Regions from separate parts of the Mus musculus genome. Here region 1 is linked to region 2. The links are chromatin contacts, found by Hi-C or POLR2A ChIA-PET in ENCODE. All regions are on one chromosome and are shown on one strand. Each heading gives the region's core, a stretch centred on a gene start or an enhancer-like site at or near the end of the contact. The rest is flanking DNA. Distances are from core to core; before and after follow the strand shown. Region 1 holds the start of Atp13a1 (ATPase type 13A1). Region 2 holds the start of Zfp963 (zinc finger protein 963).

The links. Hi-C counts contacts between places; a loop is a spot of excess contacts on that map. ChIA-PET counts read pairs that join two places held with the same protein, here RNA polymerase II (POLR2A).
Region 1: a map of heart shows a loop between it and region 2 (2.4-fold over the local background). The contact joins the promoter of Atp13a1 here to the promoter of Zfp963 in region 2. A Hi-C loop is called at or near these places in 1 of 37 maps with a recorded cell type or tissue (heart). POLR2A ChIA-PET finds 5 or more read pairs at or near these places in 4 of 5 experiments (Patski and embryonic stem cell).

Annotation. Positions count from the first base shown.
Region 1 is chr8:69,789,743-69,792,674 of GRCm38, reverse strand. Atp13a1 (ATPase type 13A1) reads right to left here and starts at 1,512. Exons shown (of 26, transcript NM_133224.2): 1 at 1,034-1,512. The coding sequence starts at 1,420.
Region 2 is chr8:69,748,443-69,751,470 of GRCm38, reverse strand. Zfp963 (zinc finger protein 963) reads left to right here and starts at 1,509. Exons shown (of 4, transcript NM_001200023.1): 1 at 1,509-1,639. The coding sequence starts at 1,637.

The sequences.
Region 1 (2,932 bases), core at 263-2,762, 41 kb before region 2:
TCAGGGATAAATATTAATGAAGGAAACAGGATGCCTTCTCTTGGTACTAAGAATTCAATGCGCACACATAGCCATTGAGGGTGTATATGAGGGTACTCAGGATTTCCTTCAGTCACTGACACTGCCTCCCTTTTCTAAAGACCTACCCAGAACAGATATTGGTGTGCCAGGCTTCAAATCTGGTGATCTGTAGTGTGCTCACTGGGTATTACCCTCAACCTAGAGTACCTTAAAGTCAGTGCTTCCTGTAGTGACACTATGTTTAGAGTTCTGAATTTAGAATCACTGCACCATTCTGACAAGCCCTCATCTTAACCATACCTTACCGATAACTTGAGACTCTACGCTATTTTAAGTCACTTACAAGTAGTTCCTGGCCATCTTCAGCACCAGAATGAATTACACTCTCTTTTGGGTCTAGCAAGGGACAGACAGAAGCTGAACACTGGGCCATAGGACTTGGCTTCATACATTTGGGGGTATTACCCCACAGGTCTAATCTAACACTTAAAAAAAAAAAAAAGAAAGAAAGACCAACACAAGAGTAGAAGCCAGAAATAGTGACACAGGCTTTTAACCCGAGAACTCTGGAGGCAGAGCTAGGCGGTTCTCAGTGAGTCCTAGACGACCCAAGGCTGCATAGTGAGATCCTATCTTACAGGAAAAAAAAAAAAAGAGTAAGAAAAGAAAACCAAAACCAAGGTAGGAGATGACGGAGAAGCAAGGCGGAACCGTTCCAAGAACAATACACCATATGGGAGCTAAGAGAACAATTCACACTAACAGTAGCATATGGATCCTGCTCTAAGTGTGTTCCAGGTGTTTCTTGTGAATCAAAATAACCAGCCACAACTGCATGGCGAGTCACAGCGGGGTCAGAAGTAGGCCTGAGCCATAGGACAGGGGGCGCCGCTGGAGAATCGAGCTGTTAAGATTGGAGACTCGCAAGCCCGCGGCAGCCCGGTACCCCCGCTAGGCCCCATTGTGCCTGGGTCCCGGTCCGGGTCGGGGTCGGGCGCGCGCGCGCACTTACCGGGGTGCAGGTGAGCGCGCAGTGCGCGTGCACAGACCAATGCCCCGACAGGACAGTGAGTGCGTGCGCGAGGCAGATGGTGGCGAGCGCCAGCAGCGCGGCCTCGGGTATCTGGGTCCAGCTGCTGCCCCATCCCCAGCAACCGCTGGCGGCGGCGCCCAGCCAGGCTGGGTACAGCAGCCCGGCAAACGGCAGCACGGTGAGGCGCCGCAGAAGCGCCAGCCGCCGGTACGGCCACACGGCGGCCACCAGTTCGTCGCCGTTCGCTATGAGTGCTGGCCCGGCAGCTAGGCCCGGCCGCAATCGCGACCCAGGCTGAGGAGACCCGTTGTCCCGGGCCCCGCCAGGCCGGGCTCCGCAAGGAACCGCGTTGCCCACCACCGCCATCTTTCCCAGCGCTGCGCTGGCTTCCGGCAGAGGCACCGCCCCACTTCCGGTCTATTACTTCCGGTAAGGTCTGAGCGCCACCTTGGAATAGGAAGCGCCTAGGTAAACCGTTAGGTGGGTTAACACAAGTGTCTGTTCAGGGCGCCGCCATGACAAAGAAGGTACCAAAGGTCCAAATCAGCTTGCTAAGGTCGGCCGTGGCGAACTAAGAACGCAAAAGATGTAGACGGGCAGGGCGGGATTGACATCAGCAAGAGACCCTGAAACGGAAGAGCCCGTCCCTTCTCAGCAACTTTTCCGGCATCTATCTAGGAAAGAGCCTCCGTTTGGGGAGGAGAAAAGCTTACCCTAAGATACAAACTTTAGGACTTGGGACCTTTTGAGGGCGGGTTTGGGAGGAGGCGGAGCTTTCGCAAGGTAGGGTTGAGGGTGCCTTTTCCATGCAAGCCATACGGTAATAAGTACACAAGGTCACATTAACATAAATGGAAAATTAGGTACTTATGAAATATACTATGATGCTTTATGCAACTATTCTGTACAAGTACTGTTATTTAAACACAGCCATAAGAAGGTTTTGAAGATTTAAAAATATATAAGTATGTATCTGTCTCTGTGTGTGTGTGTGTGTGTGTGTGCGCGCGCGCGCTGTGCAGTTCCTACGGGGCCCTAAGAATTCGTCTGAGGTGGGAGCGGGTAAAAAAAAAAAAAAAAGAATGTGTCTGAATCCTGGATTTGGAGTTACAGTTAGTTGTGAGTGTGAGTTCTGGGAATTAAATACAGATCCTCTGGAAGAGCAGCCAGTGCTGATAGTGGCCGCTGCCTTTGACTCGCGAGTGCTGGCCACCCTACCCAGATCCAATATAGATCATTTTTATTCTTTTTCAATGTTATTTTGCTTGGTAGTGCAGGGCATCTCATGTATAAGCAAAGCTGAAGTAGGAAGATGACAACTTCAAGGTCATCTGAGAACTTAAGGAGACTTTTTCCAGACTTAAAAAAAAAAATAAAAGTGTTGGCTAGTTCAGTGTTAGAGTGCTTGCCCAGCATTCTTGAAATCCTGGGTTTCATTCTTTGTAAAAACAAACAAATAGAAAAACTCACACAGCCCCCTGACTGCAGCCTGCTGTTGCATAGTGATTTTCTCTCAGTTGAAATGACTGGAGGAAAGTTTGATAAGAGGACTAAGGAAGTTCTAAAGGCAGGCCTTGTCTCCTCGCTTCTCTTCACTCTATCCCACCCCAGGGGATTAGTCTCCAGTCCTTGGGCTTGGCAGCAAATGCTCTTGCCCTCTGAGCCTGCTCTCTACAGAGAGGTCCGTTAAGACTCAGGAAATAATTCAGAGGCTGAAGAAATTCCTGAAACCTTAGCAGGTGCAGCAGGCTCACTTCTCCCCGAGGTTATTAGGCAGGCAAGTTCATTGCAAGTACGGCGGAGAACTCTAGGTTTGCAGTTTGGAGTGATCACCATTTGGGGGTGTGCCTTCACCCCCAAATGACCTCTCAGTCATCC
Region 2 (3,028 bases), core at 260-2,759:
CAAACTACCACAGGTGCCTCTGGACAAGACCCTACCCAGCTAAGCTTCTAACATGTAAAAAGGAAAAGCCCAAGTAATTTTCTATTCCCCAAAACCATGACAAAGGAAAACGGCTGCAAATGTGATTCAGTGGGGCCAGGCTCCATCCCAAGAAGGCAGCAGAATTTGGCCATGATGTCTGTGTGGTTCTGACTTTAGAGTCAAGTCTGTAACTATGGAGAGTGTATGGCAGTGTAGTCCCTGCATGGAAGGTACTGAGAAGCTATTGTGAGTCATTTTGGAATTCAAACCTGGATTTCAGTGGAGATCCTAGAGCCATGAGACATCCGCCAAGGAGAGAATTGTCTTGAGCCTTAGAAGATATTTGGACCTTTAAATAATGTTGAGACTGTGAAAGTCTATGGGGACTTTTGACGGAGAACCAAATGCATTTTGCATTATAGTATGGTCTATGGGGGCCAGGGAGTGGAAGGAGGTGGTTTGAATGAGAATGGCTTCCATAGGCCATGTTTCAGTGTTTGGTCCCCAGTGATGGAACTGTTTGGGAAGAATTGGGTGCAGCCTTGGTGGTGGAGGTGGTCTTCGAGGTTTTAAAAGACTTGTGCCATTCTCAGTGGATTAAGGTGTGAGTCCTCAGCCTGTGGCCAAGCCTTAACAATACCAGCATGGACTGTTACACACTGCACCTCTAAGCCTGGTTAAACTGTTTTATAAGTCACTTCAATCATGAAGTTTTATCATAGCAACAGAAATGTAACTATGTCAGGCAAGTGCCCTTAATCACTGAGCGATCTCTCCAGCTCCTGTTTTTTTTTTTATCAACTCTAATTTTGTCTGTTTGTTTGCATTGGGTATGTTTATTTGTGCAGGCTAGTTTTATGTCAATTTGACACAAGCTTGAGTCATCAGAGTGGGGAGCCTCAATTGAAAATGTCTCCATGAGCTTGGGCTGTAAGCAAGCCTGTGAGGTCATTTTTAAAAATTAGAGATTAATGGGGGGAAAGCCCATTGTGGCTGGGGCCATCCCTGGACTGGTGGTCCTGGGTTCTCTAAGCAGCCGTATTTGCAGACAGTTTGGAGTCACCCGATGTGGGTTCTGGAAATTGAACTTGGGTCCTCTGAAGAGCAGCATGTGCTCTCAACCTCTCAGTATCAACTGGAACCAGAGTGGTCTGACTGGCCTCCTAGGTCTGAGGCACAGGGGCCATTGTATTAGACACTGAGTTGGTAACTGGACTGCTTACGAGAACCATCTGGTACCCTGTTAGACTAGGAAGTGCTTGCCGAGTTCACTGAGACAGCAGGGCCCAGCTCTCCAAGAACAAGAACAAGTTCTGCGTCAATGTAAATTCTCCTGACCATATGCTGGAGTAAAAGGCAGGCAGTCCAGGGCAGAGACTGCCTGGTCATCACTTCAGCTCCTGCTGTCAATCAGCAGTCGCTGGGCGGACCTAGCCAATCAGGGCCTTCAAGCTTACACCACTCAATCAAGAGCGAGGTAGGGCAGTGGGAGGCGGATTTTCTCTGTCCGCCGTGTTGTAGACTGAACTCCGTGGCTCAGGGAGGCCCCGTGGGTGCGTGTGCTGCGCTGTGGCCGCCGCTGTGAGGGGAGCACGGGCAGCTCGGAAGCCGCGACATGGTGAGCGCAGGGCCGCTGTCCCAGGTGGAGAGGAGTGGCAGCTATCGGTAGCTCTTCGCTTGTGCGGCGTTAGGCCCGCTGCGGTTGGCGGCGACTAGGTCGCTGCGGCTGTGTCGCTCCGCCCTTCGGCCGCGTCTGCGCAGAGCTCAGGGCGCCGCAGGGGAGGCCCCGCCCTCCGTGTCGGTGACGTCACGGCCACGAAGTGGTTTTTGTGTTGTACCCTGAGGCTGTTTGCTGAACTCAAGGTCCTGCCGGTTCCCCTGAGTTGTCTTCACATATTGGTGGAGAGTCCACTTTGAAATACTTTTGTGGGAGTTGTAAACTCTTAAGTTTTTGCTTATTTATGCCTATGTTGGATAGTATTTGTGAAGACAATTACTCTCCTGAGTTTAATTTGCTCTTTTAAAAGAACATTGACTATTTTGTGAGGTTCTTTTTTTATACTGTTTTGTAGATAAATTAGTTTCCAAATATTCGTACACTATTATGATCATTAAATTTCTTTGTAAAGATAAAATCTTTTATTTGTGTACTATTTATTTAGAATTGTCTGGAACGTTGAGGGTTTTTTTTCCCCCTTTACATATAAACCTTAGAACGGCTTTCTGCTGTTACACAAGATGTTAGCATTCTTGTTGGGATTGTGTTTTGAATTTATAGTGTAAATTGAGGAAAGCAACATCTTGGTGTTGTCTTCTATTTACTAGGCCAGTGCATATTCTTATTTGATTTTTTTTTTCTTTTTTCTGGACACTGGATCTCTCTGTGTCAGTGGTTCTTTACCTTTCGGTTAAGACAATCAGAAAACACTAATTCCCAATGGCTTTAGGAACTGAGATACTGCTCAGTTACAACATTACAATTATAACATAGCAACAAAAATAATTTTTTGGTTGGGAGTCACCTCAACATGAGGAAATGTATCAAAGGGCCGCAGCGTTAGGAAGGTTTAGAGTGACTGCTCTATGTATTCCTGGCTGTATGGGAATTTGCCATGTAGCTCAGGCTGGCCTTGAGTTCACAGAGATCCCTCGTCTCTGACTCCCAAGTGCTGGAATTAAAGACCTGTGCCACCGTGCCTGGCTTGATTCATTTTTGAAAAAGAAATTTATCTTCATCCAAGGATCTTTGTGAAATTTAGTATATGCTTCTCTTTGTGTCTCCTTTGAGCTGTGGTGCTACATACTCGGGGAAATTGCTAACCATTCAGTTGCTCATTGCTATTATACTGGAAGATGGACTTCTTGTGTTAATCTTGTATTCAAGAAGATTTTTTTAAAAAAGATTTATTTATTATTATAAATAAGCACACTGTTGCTGTCTTCAGACTCACCAGAACACATCCCAGTGGTTGCTGGGATTTGAACTCAGGATCTTCAGAAGAGCAGT